2 separate regions of the Homo sapiens genome follow, and region 1 is linked to region 2. A link is an interaction called in ENCODE POLR2A ChIA-PET data of the cell type or tissue named here. Cell type or tissue: PC-9. All regions are shown on one strand. Region 1 overlaps AFF4 (ALF transcription elongation factor 4). Region 2 overlaps RAD50 (RAD50 double strand break repair protein).

Evidence for each region. Peaks named below come from ENCODE experiments on the same cell type or tissue, not always from the same donor. Only the 100,000 strongest peaks of a DNase experiment are listed, where the experiment ranks them.
Region 1: POLR2A ChIA-PET joins it to region 2 with 10 read pairs; 3 of 35 experiments call an interaction of 5 or more read pairs at or near these places.

The regions. Positions count from the first base shown.
Region 1 is chr5:132,901,312-132,909,311 of GRCh38, forward strand. It overlaps AFF4 (ALF transcription elongation factor 4), which reads right to left. Exons shown (of 21, transcript NM_014423.4): 6 at 3,057-3,093; 7 at 1,131-1,176. Among named protein-coding and RNA genes, the nearest start is that of LEAP2, 32 kb to the left of the region's middle. In PC-9, no CTCF peak of the experiment used is centred here; a DNase peak (open chromatin) is centred at 4,870.
Region 2 is chr5:132,563,261-132,571,260 of GRCh38, forward strand. All of the region lies in intron 2 of RAD50 (RAD50 double strand break repair protein), which reads left to right. Among named protein-coding and RNA genes, the nearest start is that of RAD50, 10 kb to the left of the region's middle. In PC-9, no CTCF peak of the experiment used is centred here; no DNase peak of the experiment used is centred here.

The DNA.
Region 1 (8,000 bases), 340 kb after region 2:
TTCTTTACATATAAATAAGTATGATGAATAGGAGTATAATTTGAATTTTTCAGCAGTGAAGGGGGTACTTCTTGTGTTCATGTATTTTCATTCTTAGTTCTTATATTCAGCTGAAGTGCTACCAGGCTAGGGTCATCACAGTATAGTCTGTGACTATGGCATAGAAAGCTGGCACTGTAGTCACTGCTTCTTTAGAACTTTGCTTTAATCACTGAGTTAACTTGTGGTCTCAGGAGTTCAGGAGTTCATTCTTTAAGTTGGAATTTATTTTCATCCAATACATTACCCTGTTACATTTTTATATATATTCCTGCTTCTACCAACAAAATAAAAATAAGAAAACTTAAAGACAGTACAAACTATGTATGTTACTTAATCTAGTGGTTAAATGAAGGGCTTGGCCTAAAGAAGAATCCTGTCTTTATTTTATGACTTATTAAATATAAATTAGGAATATACACACAAAAACATACACATACAACTCTCAGATGAGAAAAAACCATGATCTCAGAGCAAAGGTGGGCAAACTGTGGCCCACAAGCCAAATCCAACCTACCACATTGTTTTAAAGAGTGTGGCTGGAATACTGCCACACTTAGGGTCTACAGCTGCTTTCATACTACAGATGGCAGAGCTGAGCAGTCAAAACACAGACTATGTGGCTCTGAAAGCCTAAATATTTCACTATCTGACCCTTTACATAAAAATTTGCATGCTCATGCCTTAAATATTTCTTTTATTTTTTAATTTTTCTGAGATCAAGTCTCGCTCTGTGGCCCAGGCTGGAGTGAAGTGGCACGATCTCGGCTCCCTACAACCTCCACCTCCCAGGTTCAAGTAATTCTCCTGCCTCAGCCTTCCAAGTAGCTGGGATTACAGGCGCTCGCCACCACGCCTGGCTAATTTTTTTATTTTTAGTAGAGAAGGGGTTTCACCACGTTGGCCAGGCTGGTCTCGAACTCCTGACCTCACGTGATCTGCCTGCCTTGGCCTCCCAAAGTGCTAGGATTACAGGTGTCAGCCACCCTGCCCAGCCTCAATATTTCTAAATACTGTTCAAAATACCTAGATATTACAGGTAACTTTTAGCAAAAATGATAAATATTAAACTCATTAAGCAATAAACTTACGATTTAGACTGGTGCCCATTTGAAGTTTTAGAAGGATTATATCTTTCTGGAACAAAAAGAATGAAGTGAGCAACTAAAGGATGGCTATTTAGACTGTAAAATGTCTATGTAAAATACCCTCAAATAAATGTAAATCAAACAATGAAATATAATTCTTCAACCACCAAACTGGTAACACCTTCAAGCCCAATAATATGAGATACTGGTGACTACAGGGGAAATAAGCATGTGCATATGTTGCTGGTAGGACTATAAACTCATACGATCTTCTTGAAGGGCAATCTGGTAATACCTTCTCAGTACTGTAATTATATTGCTAAGTGACTTAATAATTCCAATGAAAGGAATTTACATTACAGGTATAATCTTGAGGAATACACGAACACACAAGCACACACTTGGGAATGTTTATTATAGCCTGGTTTGTAATGGCAAAAACTGGAAAAAAATGTCCATCGATAGGGGACTAGTGAAATAAATTAAGATATTTTCATATTATAACATAATTTTAAGGTTAAACAATGAGCTAGAGCTTTATGCTGATATAGAAATAGCTCTAAAACAAAGTGAAAAACACAAATAATGAGTAGAGGCAGCTTATGATCCCATTTGTGAACAGCTTTCAGAAAAGAGAATGAGAGAAGAGTAGAAGGATGAAGCATTCTTAAAAGATGACGACTAGGGAAAACAAGCTGAGAAAAAAAAGGAAACAAAAAGAAGAGAGAAAATGTAAATTCTCTGGCCTATAGTTAGCTATTTTCTGCATTTTAACATTTTCTGCATAATTAACAATGTCAAATCCCTTTTTCCTGTAAGCTACGGCCTTTAAGGTGGAACTAAGAAATTGATAGACAGATAAAGAAAGCATAACATCAAAAGAGGTATTCTTCTAGTTTTATCCCTGCATTAAGATCACTGAAGATAAACTAAGGATCAAAAAGTTCCACATTTTCATTTCCAAAATACCTTATGACTAGTACAAATCTACCTTAATTAAGAAGTTACTGCTCTTGGCAAAAAGAATACCTGTTTTGTTACAGAGGTATACGGTAAAGCCCAGACATTTGCATTGGTTCCTGATCTTACCACTCTCAATCTACACAACCACAATCTCTTGGGACCATAAGACTATCTTCCCTAGAATTCTTCTGACAGGCCAAGAGAGTAAGGGTAAAGGTGAGGGTATAGCAGGCAGCAGATTTTCTACCCAGATCAGAAAACCAAGGAAGAAAAAACAGGGACTGTACAAATATAAGAAGAAAAGGGCCATGGTCAGCTAAATAAAATGACCCTTCTTGTGCGGAGTTTTATCATCATAGAGCCAAGTATCTTCATGAAGTAAGTTAAAAGAAAGAAGAATAACTCTTGAGTTTACGAGGTGCCCATCAAATTGTATTCATGAACTATTAGTTCAAATGCTTAATAAAAGTAGTGTATTTTGATCTCCAATGACTTACAGTTCTTGAATTTTTTAAAGCATAACAATTTTTCAGCTCAACCCACTACTACCCATTAGATCATAAAAATTAGGATACGAGGGCATGGTGGCTCACACCAGTAATCCCAACACTTTGGGAGGCGAGGCAGGTGGATCACTTGAGCTCAGGAGTTCGAGACCAGCCTGTGCAACATAGTGAGACCCTATCTCTACTAAAAATTTAAAAAATCAGCCAGGCATAGTGGCATGTGCCCACAGTCCCAGCTACTCAGTAGGCTGAGGCAGGAGGATCACTTGAGCCCTGGAGATCGAGGCTGCAGTGAGCTACGACCACACCACTACACTCCAGAAAAAAAAAAAAAGAAAACAAAAATGAAAAAGGATATGACATGTAAAGGTATTACTAAAGTTATATATGGTGTGACCATGAAAACTGAATGTTCAATAAATAGCTTAATTTGAAAACAAAGAGGGAAAGAAATACTCACTTTGTTCTCCAGTGCCAAAATTGGACTGCTGAGACTCCTAAGAAAAAGGAACATAAAATTATACAAAGTTACACTAAAAAAGAAAGATTAGTGAAAAATGCTTAAATTACATAAAAACACTTCAAGTACTTGAAAAAGCACAGAAAGAATGTAATGATCCTGTCTGATCAGCCTTGGCAATTTTGGGATCAATAATGGACTTTCCCAGAGATTAATACAAAAAGCATTAAGCCACCTAATAATCTTTATCATTCAATTCTTTCAGCAGCATCCATTGTAGTCATATCCTTATTTAGAGCCCTTTATAAAATAACTAATTTCAATTTAAAATTCTTGGTCTTAAGAAAACACTTCATTTAAAACTAAAGGTAATACCGAAGACAGTGTACCAGGTGAAGATAGCTGTATAACCTTTATCCATTAGAAGTATACCACTTTTTTGGGAGGCCGAGGCTGGCGGATCATGAGGTCAGGAGATCAAGACCATCCTGGCCAACATGGTGAAACCCCGTCTCTACGAAAAATACAAAAATTAGTTGGGCGTGGTGGCGTGCACCTGTAGTCCCAGCTACTCGGGAGGCTGAGGCAGGAGAATCACTTGAACCCTGGGAGGCGGAGGTTGCAGTGAGCCGAGATCGCGCCACTGCACTCCAGCCTGGCAACAGGGCGAGACTCCATCTCAAAAAAAAAAAAAAAAAAGTATACCACTTTTATGGACTAAAAAAATCCCATATGGATATTTCCATGTCATTTTACTCCCTCCTTCTCCCTGCTCCCAATATTTTATATACATTAGCAACGTGAGGAAGAGATGGTCATTTACTTCCATGTAAGCCCTATAACAGCATAGTGTCCAGCACTCAGGAAGCACCAATAGAAAGAAGCCAGAATGTCACCCTTAGTGAAACATGGCTTTCCAAACTCAATTTTCATGACCAGAACAGCTGTTCCATATGTGCAAACTATGCATTTCTCAAAATTAAATCTGGATACAAGATGTAGCACTAAAATTATACAAATATTCCTAAAAGCTTACTTAAAAATAAGCATAATCTTCCTTTAGTTACAGAATTGTCTGTGAAAGAACAATCCAAATAGTTAGAAAGCTAAAATATAGTTTTGCGGTTAAAAAACATTAAAAACCTATTTCTACACTCAACTGATTTTCCAAGAGGATGCCAAGACCATTATATGGGAAAGAATAGTCTTTTTAACAACGGTGCTGGACAAACTGAATATCCATGGGCAAAATAAAGCTGGGCCTTTATATCACATCATATTAAAAACAAAACAAAACAAAACAAAAAACTCAAGAAGGATCAAAGACCTATAAATGTAAAAGCTAGAGCTATAAAATCTTTAGAAAAAAACACAATGCCAAATCTAAATGACCTGGGATTTGGCAAGATAAACTTGACTTAATCAAAATTAAGAACTTCTGTGCTTCAAAGATTGTTATCAAAAAAGTGAAAAGACAACTCACAGAATAGGAGAAAATATTTGCAAATGATGTATCTGATAAGGGGCTGGTATCCACAATATACTACAAAGAGCTCTTACAATTCAATAACAAGACAAGCCAATTAAAAAACAGGAAAAGGGCCTGAATAAACATTTACCCAAGGAAGACATATAAATGGCCAATAAGCAGATGAAAAGATTTCTCACACCTGTCATCACGGAAATACAAATCTACAATGAGATACCACTTCTCAACCACTAGGATGACTAGAATCAAAAAGACAGATGTAACAAGTGTTGACAAGTATGTGAAGAAATCAGAACCCTGGTAAGAATGCGAAATGGTACAGCTGCTTTGGAAACATTCTGGCAGTTCCTCAAATAAGTAAACACAGAGTTACCACATGACCCAGCCATTCCACTCTTAGGTACACAACCAAACAAAATGTAAACATATGTCCACACAAACACTTCTACATAAGTGTTTATAGCAATATTATTCATAACAGCCAAAAAGTGGAAACAACTCAAATGTCCATCAGCTGATGAATGTATAAACAAAATGTGATATATACTTATACACTGGAATATTATTTGGCCATAAAAAGGAATGAAGTACTGTTACATGCTACAACTTAGATGAATCTTAAAAACATAATGTTAAGTGAAAGAATATAGTCACAAAAGACCACATACTACATTATACTATTTATATAAAATGTTTAGAACAGAGAGATCTATAGAGATAGAGTAGATTAGTGGTTGCTTAAGGCTAGGAAGGTAGAGGGAAAGAGGGATAACAGCTAAAGGGTACAGTTTCTTTTTGAGTTGATGATTTATAAATAAACTCAAAACTACTGAACTCTACACTTGAAGTAGGTGAATTACATGGTAAGTGAATCACATCTCAGTACTGCTGTTAAAAAACTGTATATAGAGCAGTGGGCAAGAGGTCACTTTTGTGACTTTTGTTTAAAATGAAGATTCCAGGATGGGTGTGGTGGCTTATGCAGGTAATCCCAATACTTTGGGAGGCTAAGCAATGAGGATAGCTTGAGGCCAGGAGTTCAAGACCAGACTGGGCAACATACCAAGATCCTATCTGTACAAATAATAAAAATAAAATAAAATGAAGATTCCTTTACCCCCTCAAATTGTTTATTGTCTTATATTCATTTACTTGGTAAATGGCCTAAAAGTTAATAGCCCCATATTCCAAATAATCTGATTTATTTGTCTTATATCTGACAATAGTCAGCAGGTCCACAAATACTACTGGATTCTGTCTCTTAAACATCCACCAAAGGCGAGACCATCTGAACCGGAAAGACTTCAGGTCTTCATCTTGTTTACCTACAATGGCCTTCTAATGGATCTTCCTAGCTCTAGTTTATCTCCTTTACTCAGCTATAGCCTCCCTTCTACAGCCTGTAGAAGTTTACCCTTCTACAGCCCAAGTCTTAGTATGCGTCATCACTGCTCTCCTATTTTTCATAGAACTTCCCAATGACTCTTTGTTTTTTCCTAAGGATGAAACCCAAACTCTCTGGCAACACACTTACTCATGTATCAAAGTACTGAGAAAACAATGATAAGCAAAAACTGACAAGGGCCCTGCCCCCATGGAGCTTAACACCTATTTGAATGTCAATAATTACTACCTTTGCAAGTACTCACGCAAATCAAAGTAAAATGGCAACTGTAATAAACACAATGAAGGGCAAATACACATAATTATATTGAGTTTGTAATTGTGCATGCATGTGTACCTGTGTGCTTGTATGCATGTGTGCATATGTGTGTGTGTGTGTATGATCTAGCCAGGAAGATGAGCAAAGGCTTCCCTGAGGAACTGCCATTCAGATTGAAATTTGAAGGATATATAGGAAATAAACTGGGAAAGGAAGAGATAGGCTAAGTGCCATAGGGAGAGAGAAAACATGTGTAAAGTCCAGCTTAAAGGGAAGAGCATGGCTTGTACAAGGAACTTAAAGGCAGCCCACAGAGAGGAAAAAGTAAAGGTGGAAGAGTGGTGAGATATGAGACTGAAGACCTAAAATGCTAGATCACACAGTTTACAGACTTATAGACCATATTAAAGACCTGTGTGTGTGCAGCTTATTAAGTAGGAGAGTTACACAACTACATCTGCACATTGTGAGGATCATCTCGCCTACTAAGTGGAGAACAGTTTTAAGAAAGCTAGAATGGAGTTAAGGATACAAAATGAGGTTACTGGAGTAGTACCAGTAGGAGATAACTACAGCTTAAACAAGTTTGTCTTCCAGCTTTTTTTTTTTTAATCATATACTCCATTACTAAGAAATTTTTCCATTTGTATCTCCAAAATATGTATAGAATATGCATTACTACTTATGTATAAGATTAAAATACTGCAATTTCAAAAGCATAACAAAAATTAAATACCATTTTTAGAGTAATTTTTAAATATATTTATGAATGACAACAAAACCTTTCTTACACACAAAAATATAATGCTTCAAAGGTATGACGCTAAGATGGACTTATTTTTGATATCTGGTTTCACTGGATGCCACAAAGATATAGTTATACTCATGGAAGAAATACCATGCTTATTAAATCACAGTAACAAAATTTCAGTCCTATACATTAATTATGTAAAGAATTCTATTGAAGTTGAATTAGATTTCCATGTTCCTTGTTGTAAATCATTTAGAAAAATAAATTAGAAGGATGCATTTTATTATTTTTAGCAAATAGGTTCAAACCACTGATTAGAAATTTTTTTTCAGCTCTTTACAGTATTCATATTAGAACTGTGGTTTTTTGGTAACAAAAAACTAAAAATACATAAACAATGACAATATTATTGTTATTTTCCTAGCTTGAATGTATGTATATGTATATACACACACACTCATATATAATCTATACACTATATATATACATATATATATATATATATATTTTTTTTTTTTGAGACGGAATCTAGCTCTGTCACCCAGACTGGAGTGCAGTGGTGTGATTTCGGCTCTCTGCCACCTCCAGCTCCCAGGTTCAAGCGATTCTCCTGCCTCAGCCTTCCAAGTAGCTGGGATTACAGGCACCTGCCACCACGCCCAGTTAATTTTTATATTTTTAGTAGAGACAGGGTTTCACTGTGTTGGCCACGCTGGTCTCGAACTCCTGACCTCGTGATCCACCCACCTTGGCCTCTCAAAGTGCTGGGATTATAAGCATGAGGCACCGCACCCAGCCGCTCAAGCATATCTTTTAGGGAAGCGGTTACTTCATTCATTGTTAAAACATCATCTTTTTTTTTTTTTTTTTTTGAGATGGAGTTTCACACTCCTGTAGGATGTTTCATACTTGTTGCTCAGGCTGGAGTGCAATGGCATGATCTCTGCTCACTGCAACCTCCATCTCTTGGGCTCAAATGACTCTCCAGCTCAGCCTCCCAAGTAGCTGGGATTATAGGCGCATGCCACCACGCCCAGCTAA
Region 2 (8,000 bases):
ACAGAGCACAATTCTTGAGTAGGCAAAAAGAGATAAGATCCATTGCCCAACTGGAGGGGATACCAGGAACATCCACTGTTATCCATTGTAACAGGGATTTAGGCAGATTATATGATTGGAAACTTTAGTGGTGAAAGAATGAGTAAGTTCTCTTTTGATTGCTTTTATATTCTCAAATGAAAAAAGAAATGAAGTTACTGGTTGAGAGTGGCAGAAGGGGTTGATTGAGCCTAGAAAACATAGAATAGTTTTTAACCTCAGTAAGTAAATTGATTAAGGGAGGTGTTCTGGGATTACATGACAGTGTCAGGGGTTTTGTGAAAATTTAAAGAGAGACCAGCCATCATGGTTATGTATGTTTTTTCAGTCTTGTTCAGCCCAAGCACTGAATAAATTGGAAAGTTGCATTTATCCATGGTTGGGGATTTGGTAAATACTATGAAGGTAATGAGAAGCAAGGAATTGAGTACCGATATGGTTTGAATTTGTATCTGCCCAAATCTCATGTCAAATTGTAACCCCCATTGTTGGAGGAGGGGCCTGGTGGGAGGTGATTGAATCATGGAGGTGGATTTCCCCCTTGCAGTTCTTGTGATAGTAAGTTCTCATGAGATCTGATTGTTTAAAAGTGTGTAGCACCTCCCCCTTCACTCTCTTCCTCCTGTTCTGGCCGTGTAAGATGTGCCAGCCTCCTCTTCACCTTCTGCCATGATTGTAAGTTTCCTGAGGCCTCCGCAGTCATGCTTCCTGTACAGCCTGCAGAACCGTGAGCCAATTAAACCTCTTTTCTTTAACCAGTTTCAGGTATTTCTTTGTAGCAGTGAGAAAACAGACTAATGCAGAAAGTTGGTACCGAGAGTAGGGTATTGCTATAAAGATAGCTGAAAATGTGGAAGTGACTTTGGAACTGGGTAATGGGTAGAGGTTGGAACAGTTTGGAGGGCTCAAAAGAAGACAGGAAGATGAGGAAAAGTTTGGAACTTCCTAGAGACTTGTTAAATTATTTTGACCAAAATGCTGACAGTGATATGAATAATGAAGTCTAGGCTGAGGAGGTCTCAGATGGAGATAAGGAGCTTACTGAGAACTGGAGTAAAGGTCACTCTTGCGATGCTTTAGCAAAGAGACTGGCAGCATTGTGCCCCTGCTCTAGGAATCTGTGGAACTTTGAACTTGAAAGAGATGATTTAGAGTATTTGGTGGAAGAAATTTCCAGGCAGCAAAACTTTCAACATGTGGCCTGGCTGCTTCTAGCAGTATATGCTCATATGTGCAAGCAAAGAGATCTGAAACTGGAACTTATATTTAAAAGGGAAGCAGAGCATAAAAGTTTGGAAAATTTGCACCCTGATCATGTGGTAGAAAAGAAAAACCCATTTTCTGGGGAGGAATTCAAGCCGGCTGCAGAAATTTGCATAAGTAAAGAGGAGCAGAATGTTTAATAGCCAAGACACTGGGGAAAATGGCTAGAAGGCATTTCAGAGATCTTCACAGCAGCCCCTCCCATTACAGGACACTACTCCCTGTGTTTCAGCCACTCCAGCTCCAGCCATGGCTAAAAGGGCCCCAGATATATCTTAAGCTGCTGCTCCAGAGGCTGCAAGCTGTAAGCCTTGGCAGCTTCCACATGGTGTTAAGCCTGGGGTTGCGCAGAGAACAAGAGTTGAGGCTTGGGAGCCTCCACCTAGATTTCAGGGGATGTATGGAAACGTCTGGATGTCCAGGCAGAAGTCTGCAGGACTTGTTGCAGGAGGGACCTGGTTGGGGTGATTGGATCATGGGGGTAGATTTCCCCCTTGCTGTTCTCATGATAGTGAGTAAATTCTCATGAGATCTGGTTGTTTAAAAATCTGTCACAATTCCCCCTTTACTCTTTTTCTTCTGCTCCAGCCATGTAAGATGTGCCAGCATCCCCTTTGCCTTCTGCCATGATTGTAAGTTTCCTGAGGTCTCCCCAGTCTTGCTTCCTGTATAGCATGTGGAACTGTGAGCCAATTAAACCTCCTTTCATTATAAGTTACCCAGTTTCAGGTTTTTTTTTTATAGCAGTGCAAGAATGTACTTATACAACCATAATCTTAATATATTGACTTAATCAATCCTCCTGTATGTAATCAATGTCTCATCGTTGCATCAGGGCCCTAGCACCTCATATGGGCTGACTCCATCCCTGTATGCCAGTCTTCCTTATCCTGCGTAGGCTCTTGACTCTTCATTCTGACTCCCTCATGGGATGCTTTTCCATTCTGTATACACTTTGACTTCTGGTGCTAGATCATGTCCTCATTCCCCGCCCTTCTCTGATACCAGGTGGCCTCTTGCAGGGATGCCCACTGTACTCTGACCTGAATCTCCCCAGATCTGTGTCACTGAGAGGGTCACTCTTCTCAGTCTGATACTTTATACCAGGTGGCTTCTTGCAAGAATGCCGTCTCTACTCTATGATCTGACTTCCCCCTAGCCGACTTAACCCTCAGGTGGGCCCCCTTCTCATCATTATCAGGCTCTGAATCCCCACACTATTCCCTGGCGTGGACACTCTGCTTCTGAGCTGGATCCCCCCTATTTGTGGATTCCTCTTTCATCCTGCTGGAACTCTGATACCATTGGACTCTTGAAACTCTGTCTATGCCAAGCTGTTTCCCCATGAGGGTACCCTTCTCAGCCTACTCAAGCTCATTTATTCCACTCTAGGCTGAGTTATAGGTGCCTTAACCTTCAGCTGGCATGAACACGCACCTTCTTCTGCCCCACCTAATGGTTTTACAACTAGATTGTTTGGAGAAAGAAGGGTTTTTCTTATTTTTTATTTTATTCTTTTTGATAGAAATTGTTCTGAAGTATAATACACATTTCTTTGTTTTAATAATTCAATCTAAATTACACTTCACTTTTGAAGTGACTCTTCTTCAATAAGAGTGTCAACAACAATGTAGTGATAGAAATGCTACAAGATAGCCCTTGCTTGAATTCTATTTACTAATTTGATGTTTGCCGGGTAGCTAGGTCCTCGAAAAGTAGATGCCATGGAGAAAGAGTATGTGTATTTGGCTTGCTACTCAGGAACACTGTAAACAAATTAATTTTTTGCTGCATAAATACATAGCTCCTTAGTTCAACTACTGTGGATTAAACCTTCAGCAGAATGCTCTCCTTATGATGAAATGACAGAGTCAAGTCTGGGCTTTCAAAGCTTTATACTGACCTCTGGCCACCTCCTCATTGAAATGTCTGTATCCTAAGAGGCTGTTTCTGAGTAGCCAGTTCAGCGACTTCTTCCTCTTTACCTCCATCCTCAACCCTTGTCCAGGCTGCCTTCCTATCTCTCCTCGATTATTCCCTGCTTCATGTCTTGTCTCAGTTCACTCTGTTCACCCTAAAGACAAAATAATTCTTCTAAAATGCATATCTACTTCATGCAATTCCCCTGGTTCAAACCATTTAGTGCCATCACCTTAAATCCAAAAGCCTTACCAAGTTTAGAAGGCTGTTAATTTCTGAAACATTTTAGGTTGATACTCTTCTTTTCCCTACTTTCTATGCCAAACATTCTGAAATTTCTGTAGTCACGTAGTGACTCAGATCTTCTCATCTGGTTAACTTCTACCCAGATTGGTAGAAGTTTCATTTAAACATTCACTTCCTTTAGACTACCTTCCCTGAGCTGTCCTAGATAGGTTAGATGCTCCTGCTTTGTACTCCCAGATTATCCTGTGCTTATGATGGTGTTTAGCACACCTTGTCTACATTTAACCTATCTTGCATGCTTCAAAGGAAAAAAAGTCTGTCAGTTTGAACCAAAACAACACATGAAACCTACAAAGTGCCTGTAAATATTTGTTGAATGATTAATTGAATTAGTATCAAAGTTAAATTCATGCCAAGAAGTCATTAAAAAGTCAGCAAAGGATCTTTAATGATTTTTTTTTTTTAAAGCAGAATCCAGTACTTGTGATTTGGGTTGCAACAAAATAATGAGTATCACACTTATACTCGCAAGATGAATAACTGTAACACTGGAAAAGTATGTGAAACAACTATTTTCAGGCATTGGACCACAGATAATGCAGGGCTATATTCTTTGAGAAAGGAGAAACATAAAAGGTGATTCTGCATTCATTCCAGCTTTCTACCTGGGAACACTTTGTAAACTTTGGCACATGGAATTGGAATCCAGTAGAGAGCTGGGCAGAATTGGGCATCACTAGGCAGATGAAACAAAGATAGGATTTTGGATTTGCTAAAGTGACTGGAAATTGTAGAGCAGAGTACTGAAGTAGGGTTGTTGTGCAGAGATGGTGTACCAGAAATCTGCATAAGGATCTTTTGAGTCTTTGGCCAAATACTAAGCTATCCATGTATAGGATGAGATTTAATGAGGGCTAGTAGAGAACAACTACCAAGGTGGCAAGTGGGGCTGTGAGTGTTGTATTCTAAAGGTCACACAATGCTGTGAGACATTTGAGTCCTGATGTGCCAGAATGGAGTGACCTTGTGGAACTCTCCAGTGTTCACTTGAGACCTCAGAAAGGCCCACCTAACAAATACTGAAACCAGGTTTTGATAGAATCAAGCTGAGTTGCCAGTAAATTAACTGGCTGCTAGAACAAAACTCAAGACTTTTTAAAGGAAGCCTACTCAGTCGAAGCTCTCAATGTGGCATCTACAATGTGCAGAATATAATTTTAAAAATTAATGGGAATATGCAAAAGAAAATGTGGTCTATACCTGAGAAGGGAAAAGTGAGTAGAAGCAGATCCAGAGATGACAGATTTTGGAATTAGCAGACAAGGATTTTTTTTTAAATTTTTTTTAAATTTTTTTTTTTGAGATGGAGTCTCACTCTGTTTCCCAGGCTGGAGTGCAGTGGCACAATCTCGGCTCACTGCAACCTGTGCCTCCCAGGTTCAGGCAATTTTCCTGCCTCAGCCTCCCGAGTAGCTGGAACTACAGGTGCCCACGACCATGCCCGGCTGATTTTTTATTTTTTTATTTTTTATTTTTAGTAGAGACGGGGTTTCACCATATTAGCCAACCTGGTCTCGAACTCATGACCTTGTGATCCGCCTGCCTCGGCCTCCCAAAGTGCTGGGATTGCAGGCATGAGCCACGACGCCCGACCGGATTTTTTTAAAGCTATGATAGATAAGCTCAAGGACTTAAAGGAAAAGATGGACATAATGTGTGGGAAGACATCTAAACAGAGTAATAAAAACTATAAAAAAAGACCCAAGAAGCTGAATGCATCACAAGCAGCATAAACATAACTATGTTGTACATTACATTCAAATTGTTCAAAACTAAATATAAAATCTTAAAAACAGGTGGAGGAAAAAGTAACACATCATGCAGAGGGAAAGAATAATGAGTATGATTACTTCTTAGGAAAAGCAATCTAAACCTGAAAACAGTGGGACAGCACCTTTAAGGTGCTAGGGAATAAAAGTTAAACTCCTATATCCAGCAAAAATATTCTTTGAAAATTGGAGGTGAAATGGAGGACATTTTCAGATTTAAAACAAAATGGTAGAGGTAATTTGTTACAGACAGGCTTGCACTATAGTAATTGTTAAAGAAAGTTTTTGAGGCTGAAGGAAAATGTCGAAAATGATTGTAAATTAGTCCTAGAGTAAAAGCTGCTCTAGGTCCCCCTTTACAGACCTTAACAACAAAGGTTCAAAAGAATCCAACTGTTTGTTGCTCAAAAAACTTAACTGCATGCCAGAACAAAGTTCAGTACTCATTAAAGGAATAAAACAAAATCTTTCACCCAACAATACAAAATTCACAATCAAAAGTTAACAGGCATCCAAAGAAGCAGGGAAATAGGACCCATAATCAGAGAAAAATCAATCATATGAACAGATCCAAAATGAAAGAAATAATAGAATTAGTAGATAAGAACCCTAAAACCTTATTATAACTCTTATAAATATGCTCATAGATATAAAGGAAAACATAAGCATAATGAGAAAAATGGAAAATAATTTTAAAAACCCAAATAAACGGAATAATGGTGTTTTGTATATAATGGTACAAATAGGTTAAAAGCAAAAGGATTGAAAAAATATACTGTGCCAGCTAATGAAAAGAAAGCTGAAGTGACCATATTAATACCAGACAGAAGACATCAGAACTAGGGAAAATGAAACATTTTATGATGAGAAGAGGTCAATTTAATGCAAGGACACAAAAATTCTAAATGTAAAACTTCCAAATATATGAGGCAGAAACCTATGGAACAGAATGGAGAAATACACAAATCTGCAAGGTCAATTGGAGATCTCAATACCCCTCTCAGTAGAGAAAAGAAGCAGATGAAATATCAGTAAGTATATGGAAAATTTTAACAACACTGTTAACCAAATCAACCTGATTGACATTTATAGGACATTCCATTGAACGATAGCAGAATACACTTTATTTTCAAGTGCATGTGGAACATTCTGTAAGATAGACCAACATTCTGGACTGTAAAACAAGTGTCAATAAATTTATAAGGAGTAAAGTCATAGATAATGTATTCTGTGACTACACCAGAATCAGTAGCAGAAAAGTATCCGGAAAATCCCCAAATAATTGAAAAATTAAGCAGCATACTTCTAAATATTACATGGATCAAAAAAGGAATCACAAGGGAAATTAGAAAAAATACTTTAAATGAATCAAAAATATAGCATGTAAAAATATGTGGGGTGCAGCTAGATAATGCTTAGAGAGATACGGTAGAAAAGAAACCAATCAGTATAATTTGCCACATTAACAGAATAAAAAAGAAATATCATATGAACACCAATAGATACAGAAAACGCATTTCAATTTAATAGTCTTTCGTGGTAAAAACCCTCAGCATAACTGATGGAGGAATATTAATTCCTGAATAATTCAGTCCAAAATCCGTTAGGTGTGGCTGAGTGAGGAAGGCATCCACAAAAACAAGCTGTGACAGCCTGGTGGGGGATTGGAGCCCAAGTAAGGAATCTATGAGTTTATACTGATACAAGAAAATGGGGGGGGAAATGGAGAAAGAGCAAAGCCCCTTATACTAGAACCTTAACTAATATAAAAGGAATAATGGAACTAGAAAATTACTATAGGCATACCTTAGATATTGCAGGTTAAGTTCTAATGGATGGCGGTCTTGTCTACATTGAAAATCTGTTGTTTAGTGTAGCTACCTTCATCAATTACCTGAGCTAGATCTTCTGGATAACTTGCTGCAGCTCCTGCATCAGCACTTGCTGCTTCACCTCGCACTTTTATGTTGTGGAGACAGCTTCTTTCTTTAAGCCTCATGAACCAACCATTGCTAGCTTCCAACTTTTCTTTGCAGCTTCTTTACTTCTCTCAGCCTTCATAGAATTGCAGAGAGTTGGGGCTTTGCTCTGGATTAGGTTTTGGCCTGAGGGAATGTTGTGGCTGGTTTAATCTATCCCAACTACTAAAACTTTCTCCATATCAGCAGTAAGGCTGTTTCACTTTCTTATCATTTGTGTGTTCACTAAAGTAGCACTTTTAATTTTATTCAAGAACTTTTCCTTTGCCCTCACAACTCAGCTAACTGATGAAAGAGGCCTAACTTTCAACCTGTTTTGGATTTTGACATGCTTTTCTCAACTAAGCTTAATCATTTCTAGTTTTTGATTTAAAACGAGATGTTTGACTCTTCTTTCGCTTAAACACTTAGGGGCTGTTGTAGGGTTACTAATTGGCCTAATTTCCATATTATTGTGTCTCAGGCAATCAGGTTCCAAGGAGAGGGAGAGAGACGGGAATGGCAGGTCAGTAAAGCAGTCAGGACACACACGTTAATGGATTAAGTTCACCTCTTATATGTGGATGGTTTGTGGCACACAAACAATTACAGTAGTAACATCAAAGATCACTTATCACAGATCACTATAACAGATACAATAATAATGAAAAAGTTTGAAATATTGTGAGAATTACCAAAATGTGACACAGAGACACAAAGTGAGCACATGCTGTTGGAAAAATGG